Linked DNA regions of Homo sapiens: regions 2, 3, 4 and 5 are each linked to region 1. Evidence: chromatin contacts called from ENCODE Hi-C or POLR2A ChIA-PET data. All regions are on one chromosome and are shown on one strand. Each heading gives the region's core, a stretch centred on a gene start or an enhancer-like site at or near the end of the contact. The rest is flanking DNA. Distances are from core to core; before and after follow the strand shown.

Region 1 (2,610 bases), core at 32-2,531:
AGAGTGAAACTGCGTCTCAAAAAAATAATGAAAGCTCACGATCCTCTTTTGGTAGTTTCACGTTACATGATGATTAAAGTTTAACTTGTTTCTCTAGCGTTTCTATTAATCTTATTTTTGAGCCTAACTTTTTTAGTTAGAAACAACTCTTAACCAGCCAGCCAGGCGTGGTGGCTCAGCCTGTAACCCCAGGACGACTCCAAAGGCTAAGGCGGAAGGGTCCCGGGCGCCCAGGAGTTCAAGGCTGTGAGCTCTGGTCGCGGCCCTGCACTCCAGCCTGGGCGACAGAACGAGTGAGACCCTCAATGTGCTCTTGCCCAGATGAAATAAAAATTCAAGTTTTGGCCAAATTTCGGAAAAGTCTTCATTCTCCCTCAATTCATTTACCTCTTCTAGTTACCAAAAATGCCTGTTTTGAGATACATGTTTTAAAACGGGAGACTTAGACAAAAGCAAAAAATAACATGGTAATTCATTCAAAGATGCAGACTACCACACTTGTTTTAATCTGATATTCTTTCCATTTCTATCCGTCTAGGACGTAATTGCACACGGGCGCCTCCCATCATTTGGTTGCTAAGGAGACAGAAGGCTGGTGTTTCCGATTTGCCACTATTACACAGCGGCCCGCGAGAAGCATCTCTTGGCTCGAAGCGCGCTGTAGGTGAACCGCCCTTGACTTAAACGCCAACACATCTAAAAGGGGGCGAGGGACGCTTTATTTTCATTTCCCTGACCACTACTGAGGTGAGCATTTCTTTCACTCGCGTACTTGTTTGTATTTTTTCTGCTGTTCACGTCCAATAGAACACTGGTTTTCTATTGGAGGCTTTTGGGTTTTTTCCCCCATTTCCCTTTCGTTACAAACGACCCGCTGCGGCCGCCTCCTGCTTGTCCCCACAGGCCCATTCAACAGCCCAGCACGGAAGGCCGGGAAAGCGGCGCTCGCCGCTCCAACAACCTCGCGCAGTCCGTGGCTCCTCCCTGCCCTCGCGCGACTCGCAGGCCTGGGCGGAGGGCTGCGTCCGCCACCGCGCAACCTCGCGCACGCGCACCACGCTCGCCTCGCAACCCCCCCCCCCGCCCCTCCCCCGCCCCCGCAAAGGCTGTTCTCAGAGTCGGAAATGGACGCACGGCAGCTGGGGCGAATGGCCGCGGACTACACTTCCCGAAGTGCCGCGCGAGGTATTCTCGGCGGTGATTGGGGCAAACGGCCACGGACTACACTTACTTACATGCCGCGCGAGGCGCCTCCGCCGCCGGGGCAAACGGCCACGAACTACACTTCCCGACACGCCGCGTGAGGCGCTGCCAGCGGCCGGCCGAGGGCGGGCGGACGCGGGAGCTGCGGACGTGAGGCATGAGCGGCGCCCTCCTCCGGCCCGCGAGCGTCCTGCTGGTTCCCCGAGCGAGGGTCTCGCGGCGCGGGGCCTAGCGGAGGGCATCGAAGGCCTCCGCGTGCGCACGGGTTGCTGCGGCCGCGCCGGGCGCCGGGGAGGGCGGCGGCCGCCATGGAGGTGAGCGGGCCGGAAGACGACCCCTTCCTTTCGCAGCTGCACCAGGTGCAGTGCCCCGTGTGCCAGCAGATGATGCCCGCCGCGCACATCAACTCGCACCTGGACCGCTGTCTGCTGCTCCACCCGGCGGGGCACGCGGAGCCCGCGGCCGGGTCGCACCGCGCCGGGGAGCGGGCCAAGGGGCCCTCGCCGCCCGGCGCCAAGAGGCGGCGGCTGTCGGAGAGCTCGGCGCTGAAGCAGCCAGCCACCCCGACGGCAGCCGAGAGCAGCGAGGGCGAGGGTGAGGAGGGCGACGACGGCGGCGAGACCGAGAGCCGCGAGAGCTACGACGCGCCGCCCACACCCAGCGGCGCCCGCCTTATCCCCGACTTCCCGGTGGCCCGCTCCAGCAGCCCCGGGAGGAAGGGGTCGGGGAAGAGGCCGGCGGCCGCCGCCGCGGCGGGGAGCGCGTCTCCGCGCAGCTGGGACGAGGCGGAGGCGCAGGAGGAGGAGGAGGCCGTGGGCGACGGCGATGGCGACGGGGACGCGGACGCGGACGGCGAGGACGACCCGGGGCACTGGGACGCGGACGCTGCCGAAGCCGCCACCGCCTTCGGGGCCAGTGGCGGGGGCCGCCCGCACCCCCGGGCGCTGGCTGCCGAGGAGATCCGACAGATGCTACAGGGCAAGCCGCTGGCCGACACGATGCGTCCTGACACGCTGCAGGATTACTTCGGGCAGAGCAAGGCCGTGGGCCAGGATACCCTGCTGCGCTCGCTCCTGGAGACCAACGAAATCCCCTCGCTTATCCTGTGGGGGCCGCCGGGCTGCGGCAAGGTGAGTGCGGCCTTGGCCGTTGGGCTTCCGTAGTTATCTCGGCGGTGGATGCAGCTGATGGTCGGAGAGCCGGGTGTGCTGCCCTCGAAAGAAGCCGCCTGCCTCTCCTGGATAAGGGGGTGCAGACTTGGGCTGGGCTGGGGCAGTGCCTGGTCCACAGGTGGAGTCTGTGATGGGTGTGAAAAGGGCACACACCCCCAGATTGGTAAGGCAGGCTTGCCGGGTTTGCAAAAGGACGATGTCTGTGAATCCATAGTTTTACAAGATGTGGACTCTT
Region 2 (2,610 bases), core at 46-2,545, 460 kb after region 1:
CCAAACAAAGGGAGACCCACCATCAGGTTCTCAAAGGGCTCTGTTGGCATAAGGAAGCCCAATGAAATACTGCAGGGAAAGAGCGGGGATCCTAAACTGAATAGTCCACCCTCTCCCAGGGCCACACCCCTGGGGTCCCACGCAAGGGAAAGGGGAGAAGGTGGAAAAACTGAAGGGAGTGGGGGTGGGGCAAGGGTGATTACCAGTGGCTTCATTGTAGTAAACATTGATTCTCTCCAGCTGCAAATCACTGTCTCCATGGTAACTGCCAGTGGGGTCAATCCCATGCTCATCACTGATGACCTCCCAAAACTGAGACAGAAAGGCTGCATTTAGCCATGAACGATGCCCCCAGAAACGCCAAGGCTCACAATGAAATGTCCCCGACTCAGTTCCGACAACCCAACATTTCAGGAGCTTGAAGCTTTAAAGGGCGTCGTGACCCGGGCACAGCCGCGGGGCTTGTATTTTGCAGGTTCAGAAAGTTGAAACTGGGCGTTTCCCAGGCAAACAGCTGCCGCTCGCGGGGGGAGGTAGGGGTCGAGGGGGTAAGGACCAGCCAAAGCCGGGCAGTGGCGGAGCTTGGCGCACTGGTCGCAGCCCCAGGCTGCGGCAGGAGGCGAGGGCACAGGGACTGCAGCCCGCCAGGAGCGGGTGGGCGGGGAAAGAGGAACGCAAAGGAGCTAAAGGACCGCGGTTTTAGATTCAAAGCACGTCCTGAGACCGCAAGACAATCGCTCTCCTCCCCTCCCCCGGCAGCTCGACTCCGGTTCAAGCGAGTACAATTAATCCTCCTGGTGTCCCAGCCCCTCGCGCGGAGCGCCGCGCACAGCCTCGCGGACACACCCTCGTCTTCTCCAGGCACGCGTGCCTGCCAAGCAGCCAGCGCGGAGGGAGGCCGAGGGGGTGACGGGGACTCCAAATGAGTTACAGCAGAAAGAAAGAGAGGTGCCCCCTCCGTCCGCGAAAGTCACCTCCTAGCCCAGGCCACACTCGGCGGCACAAAGCGGCCAGGAAGGTCTGCATTTGGCGATCCCCAGGCCTTCCCAGGACCGCGCCTGGGGACCCCGAGGGGCTCTCGGCCCAGGTTCGCGCCCCCATTGGACCCCCTCCGCTGCGGCGCGCCCACCTTGGCGCCGATCTGGTTGCCGCACTGGCCCGCCTGGATGTGCACGATCTCACGCATGGTGCCTCGTCAGCGTCCTCCTGGTCCGGCGGCGTCTGGGTCTGTCCGTCCTCCCCTCACACACCCACTGCGGGGTCACCGGGAAGGCGCTCGGGAACCGACGGGCTGAGAGCGCCGGCCCCGCGGGCTCCGGCTTTTATGCAAGGAGGGTGGGGCGGCCGGCACAGGCCGCGCCCCCAGCCCGAGCCCCCCAGTCCCCTTCGCGCTGGCGCTCTCCAGGCCCGGCTGACGTAATGCTCCGAGCCCTAGGGACCGTCCGGGGGGCTGGACCACCGGCCCGCGGCCAATCAGAGCGGGCGTGCCGACCGGGAGAGGGGTGGGGGCTACCGGGAGTATGGTGGGGGCGTGCGCATTGTCTGGGGCTGTGGTGGGGGTCTGGGTATGGGGATATGGGGGAACAGTGAAGAAAAGGAGGGTGAGAGGGCGGCGAGGCGAGGGCCACCAGCGCGTCCTGACCGGGGTGGGGGCAGAGCTGGCACCGGATGGGAACGATGGAGGACTGGAGCATGTGGAGAAGCCGTCAGGTGCTCCAGTGCCGGCAGGTGGGAGGGCTGAGGTGGCACAGGCTGCTCCGCCACCTCGGACTGCGGCTCCTACTCGGCCACTGGCCAGAGTCCCTCCAGCCAACTGCCCCTGGTGAGACCACCGTCTTTTTCCTCAACCCTGGAGGCCAGCGACTGCCCAGGCGGCGCTCCGTCTCACAGAGGCCTGGGGGAGGACAGGTGGCCCCAGAAGGAAGTCGTGCTTGATGGCAACCGGGACACCTGCGGCCCATGAACACCAGCGCGGCCTCCGCCCCCGCCCCAGCGTGGGCCTGCTTTCTCCTTTGTCTGTCTTGGGCTGGTAGCTCCTCTCACTGCGCCGCAGCATCTAGGGGTGAAGCGACCTCGGAGCCCCTCAGCCCTGCCCGACCCTCTCCGGGAGTGCATAACGCCCCTGCTGGTACCCAGGAGCCCTCTGCCCCGGGGGTTGACTTTTGTTGCTCGCTAGTGATGGAGTGGGAGTGGCCGGTGGCGCTGCACTGACCGTCCGGAGGGCAGAAAGAGGGTGGGGTCCCGGGGGCGGGGCTGTCGGCGGAACAAAGGGCTCTCAGAAACGTGGGATACGCTGTGTAACCCAGTATTTAAAACCACACGACAGGCGCCCCACCCCCCCACCCCGCCCTCGGATTCAGTTCATCTATTGTCAAGTAAGAGGGTGGGTTCCAAGGGTGGCCCAAGCCCGAGTAACAAACTTTCTTATCTTCCATCGCGGCGACCTGGAGGTCCGAGGCTTCGTGCTGCGGTTGAAGGGTGGGGAATACGACTAAAAACTGCAGCCCAGCGCGCGCGAGACGACCCAAGACCCACGCGCACTCGCACGAGCGCGTGCACAGACTTGGAGCACAGACCCTCCCTTCAGATCCGCAGTCTCTAGGTACTGAG
Region 3 (2,610 bases), core at 53-2,552, 440 kb after region 1:
AAGATGGGACTCGTTTTAGAAGCTGCAAAGAGTTTGGATTCCCTTTTCATCTCATTATATCCACAGTTGAGAGAATTTCAGGGTGGGAGTGTATCTAAGGTTCCCCAGCACACTGCATTTCTAAGGGTACCGTGGTTCTCGGGAGACATCAGTGACCCTTCCTCCTGTCCTTCTCTTGCTTCCTTGGTATTCTCCTCACCCTTTCCTGATGGGCTGTTACTGATTCTGTCTCCATAGCTGAGCTGTAAAACATTGCATACCACGGATGACGCACATTTGCCCTGGATCCTTTTCCATCCCTCAGCAATCTGTGACCCAGCCCTTTGCCAGCTGCTTGGGAGCCAACACTAATGACTGGAAGCAGGTCGGGGCCATGAACCTCTGAGACGGGAAAACTTGCAGGCAAGAAGGAATTCCTACCAGGCAGCATAGCGCTTAGACCGAAATGCAGCTCCGCCAAAACTGGCTGATGGGGAAATGACTGAGACATTTCTCTATGTCTGAGAAACTTAAAGTTTTGTGGAGAAAGGAACTGACAGAATTTCTATGTAAAGTTGTCAGAACCAAGGGGGCTTAGGAAATCCACCTCGGTTCCGAGAAGACTCCCTGAACGGCGTGGTGGGGAGCTTTATCTTGAAAAGGATGAGTGATGGATGAGGTGGCAAGGGCAGGCTCGGAAGAGTGAGGTAGAGAGAGAGAGAGAGAGAGAGAGAGAGCAGGAGCCCAAGCTTGGGGGCTGGTCAGCAGGGAGCAGGGGAAGCTTTCAGGTACTGGGTAGGGCTAGAGGTAGGGTGACTGTCAATCAGGGTAGAAGTCTGCTTTCAGAGGGTATTCAGCATTGTATTAGGACACTTGCACTTTATACTTCAGGGAAATGAGAGTTTAAGAAGTGAAATAACAGGATCAGGTTTTCAATTCTGATAATCACCCTGGCTGCAGTACAAAGCATAGATTGGAATCTCTCTTCTTAGTGTAGTATCTGTCAATGGTGGGTGCTCAGTAAATATCTGTTGAACAAATGGTCAGTGAAGAAAGGAAAGGGAAAAAGATCCCTTTTAATAGGCTTAATGGGCCTGCAGCGAAAAGTGTCACCTATGAAACTCTCCAGACAGGTGGGGTGGGGGAATTTGACACAGATGCTGCTGCCCTGCTGCAGCTTTGTTTCATTCTGTTTTTAATTTACCGGGGCTGCAAGGGAAAGGGCGACTTCTGGGATCTCTGGAGCTAGGATGAGTCAAAGGCCTGCTGACGACATGCTAGAGCTCTGCTCCTCGCAGCACGATCAGGCAGCAGCGGCATCAGCTGGGAACTTGGTGGAAATGTAGAATCTCTGGCCCCGCCCTAGACCAACTAAGCCAGAATCTGCATTTAACTAGATCCCCAGGTGATGAGTAGGCACTTGAGGGTTAGAGGAGCCGGGTGTAGACTCAGAAGCTCCGCCCTGCAGATGAATCATCAGGAGAACCCGGAAGAAGTAGGAAGAGTGGGAGACCTGAGAAATCCGTATTTTCCCAGTCTCCTCTGCTTGAGACTGCAAGTGGGGCCACACTAATAGAAACCTATGGTTTTCTCCAAAAGCCCCAGCAATTTCATATGATTCAACCTAGTACTTTGGAGAGTCCCCAGAGTGTGACTCATGACTCCCCCTCACTCAGTTACCACATGGAATTCCCACTTTCCTGCTCTCTGACCTGGGCACCAGCCACGGCTCCCAAGGGTGCTTGCTTTACGGGGCACTCTGTCTAAGAGGTGAGAATTCTTCTGCACTGCCTTGAATGGCTTCAGCAATGACAACGATGATAACCAACAATGTCAAGAACTGCTATACACCAGGCACTGTTCTAGGTACTCTTTTGGATTTAACCTTATGAATCATAATGATCGTTACTATTTCACAGATGAAATTTCTATTTCACAGATAAAGAAACTAAAGCCCAGAGAGGTTAAGGAGCTTGCCAAGTCACAGGGCATGTGAGTGGAGTGACGCCTGCTTATCATTTGGGCCCCGGGGGCAGAGCTGCTTGATGCTCCAAGAATCACACAGAACCTTTAGCAAACGAGCTCTTTTTGTTTATTGCTGGGAGCATGAGCTATAAGCTAAAGAAACCACTCAGAGGAACTAGAGACTTATGAGTGGTTCTAAGATAAGTTAATGAGGTTAGGGCTGTGCTGCTGGGGGTGCATGTGTTCCCAGGAGCTGATGTGGCCCACTGAGTCCCTATAACCTCCAGCATAATCAGGCTCAGGCTGTAGCCCCTGCTGCTGGGGCAGACAGAGGAGTTCAGTGAAGGCTGGAACTGTCACAGGCAAGCAGCTCTGCCCGAGGAAACCTGAGCAGGATCAGGAGAAGCGGGATGAGGCCAGTGAGGAGCCCCAGACCAGGGCCACAGAGACCCCCAGGATCTACTGAAGGTGATGGAACACCCCAAAGACAATGCTGAATGTCTACATGAGGAAGTGTCTCCATCACCGGTGGCCCAGAGATAACTGAGGGAGCAATACAGGACCCGAAGGCCGAGGTCCATCCTTGGGCTATGTCCAGGAATGAGAGAAAGGAGGAGGCCCATGCCCAGAAGCGCCTTCACCCCAGGTCCGCTGTGGTCTCACGAC
Region 4 (2,610 bases), core at 1-2,500, 370 kb after region 1:
GCACCACCACACAGGCACATTTTTTTTGTATTTTAGTAGAGACAGGGTTTCACCATGTTGGCCAGGATGGCCTTGATCTCCTGACCTCGTGATCCGCCCACCTTGGCCCTCCCAATTGCTGGGATTACAGGCCTGAGACACCATGCCCAGCCTCCTATTCTTTATCTGAAAAATTAACAAGATTTCCAGTTAAAGTAAGAATTGACATCTTTAAGAGAAATTCTGAATTATAGTTTATTTTCATACAGCTGTTTATGTTTATAATCTCATTTTTTTTTAATTACTGAGAAAATAGAGTAGCTAAGATCTAATCTTGGAGTGCATTGTTACAAAATGGTTGTGATTGAAGGACCAATTTGATCCATTAGGTAATCATTTCCTGCATGAATCATCTGCCAAAACTTTCACAATGAAAAGGACATTTGGAAATGTTACTCTTCTGGTTTGAGTTGAAAACAGCAAATATATCAAATGTATGCCTTATAATGTTTCTGTTCAGATGCAGCATCCACCCATGGAGACAGGCCCTGGAAATCTCTGCTCTTAAAACAAAAAAATGCCATGAAACGATGTTTGAGACAGTTCTCCATTAAAGAGGGCACATTTGTAAAATGTAAACTTGGATGTTTTGTTGAAGAGAGTAGTGAAAAGACAGGAAGATTTAAAGGTGGAAATAGGGTTAAATCAGCAATTCAAAAATACGTTCATGATACAGAGGCTGTAGCAGTGTATAAACTGTCTCACAGCGAGGGCCTTCGTGATGCGTCCCCCTTCTGTGCTGACTCATTTGGTAGGAGCCCTCTTTTCCGACTGTCCTCTCAGGTTTATGGATGCTTGGTATAGTGTAGGGATTCATTGCATTGCACGGCTCTGGAGTGCGATGGCCCTGAGTGTGAGTTCTGCCTGTGTCCCCGGCTTGCTGTTAGAATGGATCTGGGCAGGTAACTTAGCTTCTTGAAGCTTCGGTTTCCTATCTGTGACCTCGAAAAGCTGTTGTTGTGGGGATTAAATGAGGTATTATCTATTCAGCTTTGGTGCAGGATCAAAGACAGAGTAAGTGTCTAGTGAAAGGTTGGTATTACTGTTATTACAGAAGTCCTTAATGAACAAACATTTTTATATGCTGAATGAGTTAAAACATGTAACTACTGTGTTTAACAGATGTGAAATTGTTTAAACAGTTGCTGGCACCAAGTGAGCACTCAGGCATGTTGACTTTGATCATCACGTGATGATGCAGCTGGCCGGTGTGTGTCATCTCGGGACAGGAGAGGGAAGTGTCAGAGACCTGGAGAAGTATTTCCCTAGTCAGCAGGTCCGCTTCTCACTTAGCAGGCAGTGACTTCCCACTGAAGAGGAGGGAAAGGCCTGGGGCCCGTGCAGGGCGGGGGAGCACTGCCCCGTCGGGGCAGCTCCCAGCCTTCTCAGAGCTGCAGTGCCTTCCTCTTGACACACACGGAGAGGGAATGGAGAAGGAAAGAGCTAGCTTAGGGATGCCAGGAACCGCAGACGCAACTCTCTTTTTAGCCCCACAACAGCCCCGGGGAACTGTGATTGTTCCTGTTTGTGGCTGAAGCTCCCAGTGGTTAAGGAGCCACCACAGCCTCACAGAGGCAGGAAACTGCAGTACAGGGACTAGGGCCCAGGCTGTCCATCATTGCCTCAGGAAAGTTCTCATAAATGGGGGTAAGTCCTTACAGTCTCTCCAAAGTATGTTAGTCAGGAGTGTCACAGATGCATCAGCGATAAGGAGAAGCTGCTTTACCGTGCGCAAGTTGTATAATTAATTCCTTGTGAGGTTCATATGCTTTGAGGGCTGGCCGGGGCCCCTACACTCATCTGAAACGTGATTTCCAGGGAAAAGCTCTACAGGTGTCAAGCACCTACCACTGTTTTCACGGTGGGAACCGCCACTGTGGAATATAGTGGTGGGGTGTTTATTTGATTTTCCTACTATTTTATGCGAATTTAAATCAGGCTGCTTATTTACTAGTAGAACTCAGAAACAGGCAAACAAACAAGAAACAGAGAGAAACAGAAAAGGGAACCCAAAGAATGTTAGAGCTGGAAGGAATCCCAGGCACGGTCAAATCCAAAACACAGTTTTTACGGATAGGGAAACTGAGGGCCAAGGAGGGGCAGGGCTCGCCGAGTTTCGCCTCCTCTGACCGCGTAGAATGGTTGCACTAAAGCAGATTCCTCGTGCTGTGTATCCGTCAGGTAACATCTGCCGGCACCTGCTGCCCCGGGTCCAGTGCCCCGCCTTGATTGTGCACGGTGAGAAGGATCCTCTGGTCCCACGGTTTCATGCCGACTTCATTCATAAGCACGTGAAAGGCTCACGGTAAGTCCTGTCACCGCCTTCACACTCCCCCCGAGAGCCTCGGAGTCAATGGGCAAAGCTACTGGAAGGAAAATAACCAAGAGGAGTTGGAGTTTTAGAGTGCACAGCCCCCCTTTTGCCAATGCCAGTCAGTAGCACCGCTTTATTTAGGGTACCACGGAAGAGAGAAGCCCTGAACTGTGGGTGACTGATAACCAGAAGGAAAGGCATGTTCAGATAGACAGCTCTTACTTTCATGAGTGGCAAACATGCTCATAGGTGCTAAG
Region 5 (2,610 bases), core at 81-2,580, 260 kb after region 1:
TAGCTGTAACCACCCCAGGGAGTGAGACTGAACTCAGGGGTTCATTGGACCTATCAGGAAAGAGAGACCTTTCTTGTTTCTGGACTTGGAGCTGTGATGAAGTAAGTGGGTCAGGGGCCAACACATAGACAGCGTTGGCCTACAAATGCAGCCCAGGCAGAGGACGGTGCAGCCAAGCCACACAGAGAGACAACTTCCTAGTGACACGCTGTGAACTCCTGCATCCACCCCTGCCTGAACTGGAGCTTTTCCTCTTCAGCTCTTCAGTTATGTGAGGCAAGATGTTGCCTTTTTTGCTTAATGCTGTGAGTTGAGTGTACAGCAGTTACAATCAAAGAATCCTAAATAATGCTGCAAGCATGGTGACTATCTACATGGGAATATGCAGTACTCCAGTGAAGACAAAACATAAATTAATTTTGGAATCTGATGACCATAATCTAAAAACATTCATAGAGGTATATAAAAATTATAACAAAATTTAAAGTAGCATATCTCCTCATGAAGCAGGTTAAGTGTATACACAAAGAAGGAGGAGGAAAAGGTGAGAAAGAATCTGCCCTTGTGGGGAAGTGACAGAGGCAGAAGAGGCTGATGCAGTCCTGCATCCAGGCCCAGCTCTGCCAGCAGCTGAGTACCCCTGAACAAGCTCCCCCACCTCTTCGGGCCTCACTTTCCCCATCTATGAAAGAAAGGGAGTCTAGCTTCCATAGCTGCCCCAGCTGATACGCAAGGTGCCAGTGTGTCCTCAGTCCTGTCAGGAGAAACCTTCCCCACTAGAATCCCAGGAGGAGCTTGAAATCCTGTCTGGGATCCTGACGGCCCAGGTGCTGACCCTGCCTCGGGTTGTGTCTGCTAAGAAGTCTGATTTCTGCTCATCTCTCCCCATTTCTTTCTTCCCATAAAGTGGGCTGATGCGCTGGAACGTCGATGCAGCCAGTGATGTGTTTGATGAGAATGTATTGAGAGTAAAGCTGCCCAGAATCCAAGTGTGTGTCATCTGAACTCTTGAATCATGGATGGAAGGTATGTCCTCTGTTGATGTCTCGCAGCCTGAGCTGACAATCTGTAAGAAGGTTTTGTTATCTTCATGTTACAGATGGTGAACCGAAACTTACAGAGCTCAAGTCACTTGACCAGGCTCCACCCCTACAAGAGGCAGCACGCAAACTAAAAACCAGGCGGCCTTTTCCAAAGCTTGTGCTCTGCTCCACTGCTGGAAGGAACCCTTCGGGGAATTGAAGCAGCACTGAACAAAGGCCATTTTTAAGAAGCGACACCAGAAACCTAAGGCGGGGTCCCCGGCTCAACAAGGATCTCATGTTTTGTGGGTCAGAGATTCTTGTGTCGTGTCTGGGTGAGGTCAAAAACCATGCAGAGACTTTCACTTCCTGTTCTGTGGCAGACAAGACATCTGAAAAGCTCTCCTGCAGCAACACTTCTAGATGCCAAGTAAATCACAGCAAGTGCACTTTTAAATGTGTTACTAAGATCATAAAAATGAAGGAAAATGCCCAAGCATATCCCCAACCCCTCACCCCACAACCACCACCACCACAATAAACAAGTTGCTGACAGTGGATTGGCAAGCGAGAGTGGAACCTTAGGCTGCGTTGGCATCAAATACTAATAACCAAGCAAAAGGGAGCAAGACCAGGCCTGGGGGCTGTGCCATTGAGAGGTGACCGCGTGCTGGCAGTCCTCACAGCCCTCGTTCGCTCTCGGCGCCTGCTCTGCCTGGGCTCCCACTTCGGCGGCACTTGAGGAGCCCTTCAGCCCGCCGCTGCACTGTGGGAGCCCCTTTCTGGGCTGGCCAAGGCCGGAGCCGGCTCCCTCAGCTTGCAGGGAGGTGTGCAGAGAGAGGCGCGAGCGGGAACCGGGGCTGCGCGCGACGCTTGCGGGGCAGCTGGAGTTCCGGGTGGGCGTGGGCTTGGCGGGCCCCGCACTCAGAGCAGCCGGGCGGCCCTGTCGGCCCCGGGCAATAAGGGCTTAGCACCCGGGCCAGCGGCTGCGGAGGATGTACTGGGTCCCCCAGCAGTGCCAGCCCACGGGCGCTGCGCTCGATTTCTCGCCGGGCTTTAGCTGCCTTCCCGCGGGGCAGGGCTCGGGACCTGCAGCCCGCCATGCCTGAGCCTCCCCCACTCTCCGTGAGCTACTGGGCAGCCCAAGCCTCCCCCAAGAGCGCCGCCTCCTGCTCCAGGCGCCCAGTCCCATCAACCACCCAAGGGCTGAGAAGTGCAGGCACAGGGCGCGGGACTGGCAGGCAGCTCCACCTGGGTGAAGCCAGCTGGGCTCCTGAGTGTGGTGGGGACGTGGAGAACCTTTATGTCTAGCTCAGGGATTGTAAACACACCAATTGGCACTCTGTATCTACCTCAAAGTTTGTAAACACACCAATCAGCACCCTGTGTCTAGCTCAGGGTTTGTGAATGCACCAATCCACACTCTGTATCTAGCTATTCTGGTGGGGCCTTGGAGAACCTTTATGTCTAGCTCAGGGATTGTAAACGCACCAATCAGCACCCTGTCAAAACAGACCACTTGGCTCTACCAATCAGCAGGATGTGGGTGGGGCCAGATAAGAGTATAAAAGCAGGCTGCCCTAGCCAG

Evidence for each region. A loop is a pair of places that touch in the nucleus more often than their neighbours do. ChIA-PET counts read pairs that join two places held with the same protein, here RNA polymerase II (POLR2A). Pooled maps may share reads with other maps.
Region 2: a loop to region 1 is called in a map with no recorded cell type, with 17 times the contacts of the local background. The contact joins the promoter of TUBB2B here to the promoter of WRNIP1 in region 1. A Hi-C loop is called at or near these places in 2 of 37 single-sample maps with no recorded cell type and 5 of 50 pooled maps. POLR2A ChIA-PET finds 5 or more read pairs at or near these places in 1 of 52 experiments (AG04450).
Region 3: a pooled map shows a loop between it and region 1 (6-fold over the local background). The contact joins the enhancer-like site here to the promoter of WRNIP1 in region 1. A Hi-C loop is called at or near these places in 1 of 37 single-sample maps with no recorded cell type and 7 of 50 pooled maps. POLR2A ChIA-PET finds 5 or more read pairs at or near these places in 4 of 52 experiments (AG04450, OCI-LY7, SK-N-SH and 1 more).
Region 4: a pooled map shows a loop between it and region 1 (2.6-fold over the local background). The contact joins the enhancer-like site here to the promoter of WRNIP1 in region 1. A Hi-C loop is called at or near these places in 2 of 50 pooled maps. POLR2A ChIA-PET finds 5 or more read pairs at or near these places in 3 of 52 experiments (T-cell, WTC11 and naive thymus-derived CD8-positive, alpha-beta T cell).
Region 5: a map of CD4-positive, alpha-beta memory T cell shows a loop between it and region 1 (28-fold over the local background). The contact joins the enhancer-like site here to the promoter of WRNIP1 in region 1. A Hi-C loop is called at or near these places in 3 of 168 maps with a recorded cell type or tissue (CD4-positive, alpha-beta memory T cell and naive thymus-derived CD4-positive, alpha-beta T cell), 3 of 37 single-sample maps with no recorded cell type and 12 of 50 pooled maps. POLR2A ChIA-PET finds 5 or more read pairs at or near these places in 5 of 52 experiments (B cell, CD4-positive, alpha-beta T cell, HEK293 and 1 more).

The regions. Positions count from the first base shown.
Region 1 is chr6:2,764,112-2,766,721 of GRCh38, forward strand. It overlaps WRNIP1 (WRN helicase interacting protein 1), which reads left to right and starts at 1,282. Exons shown (of 7, transcript NM_020135.3): 1 at 1,282-2,333. The coding sequence starts at 1,512. It also overlaps a transcript of MYLK4 not described here. RefSeq lists enhancers at 1-726, 824-1,118 and silencers at 573-662, 1,043-1,092, 1,253-1,712, 1,883-2,202.
Region 2 is chr6:3,226,358-3,228,967 of GRCh38, forward strand. It overlaps TUBB2B (tubulin beta 2B class IIb), which reads right to left and starts at 1,296. Exons shown (of 4, transcript NM_178012.5): 1 at 1,130-1,296; 2 at 204-312. The coding sequence starts at 1,186. RefSeq lists enhancers at 279-939, 940-1,598 and a silencer at 1,203-1,492.
Region 3 is chr6:3,207,994-3,210,603 of GRCh38, forward strand. No RefSeq gene overlaps it. Among named protein-coding and RNA genes, the nearest start is that of LINC02525, 14 kb to the left of the region's middle. RefSeq lists enhancers at 1,055-2,254, 1,202-1,496, 1,497-1,586. Within about 2 kb of position 1,303, at least 7 of the 41 ENCODE cell types and tissues checked have a DNase peak (open chromatin) inside an H3K27ac peak, as active enhancers do.
Region 4 is chr6:3,138,166-3,140,775 of GRCh38, forward strand. BPHL (biphenyl hydrolase like) reads left to right here. Exons shown (of 7, transcript NM_004332.4): 6 at 2,221-2,344. Among named protein-coding and RNA genes, the nearest start is that of TUBB2A, 18 kb to the right of the region's middle. RefSeq lists an enhancer at 1,179-1,258. Within about 2 kb of position 1,251, at least 16 of the 41 ENCODE cell types and tissues checked have a DNase peak (open chromatin) inside an H3K27ac peak, as active enhancers do.
Region 5 is chr6:3,025,846-3,028,455 of GRCh38, forward strand. LOC101927759 (a long non-coding RNA gene) reads left to right here. Exons shown (of 3, transcript NR_152848.1): 2 at 908-1,026; 3 at 1,100-1,589. Among named protein-coding and RNA genes, the nearest start is that of NQO2, 27 kb to the left of the region's middle. RefSeq lists enhancers at 35-144, 1,113-1,272. Within about 2 kb of position 1,331, at least 11 of the 41 ENCODE cell types and tissues checked have a DNase peak (open chromatin) inside an H3K27ac peak, as active enhancers do; they include B cell and CD4-positive, alpha-beta T cell, where a contact is called at or near this core.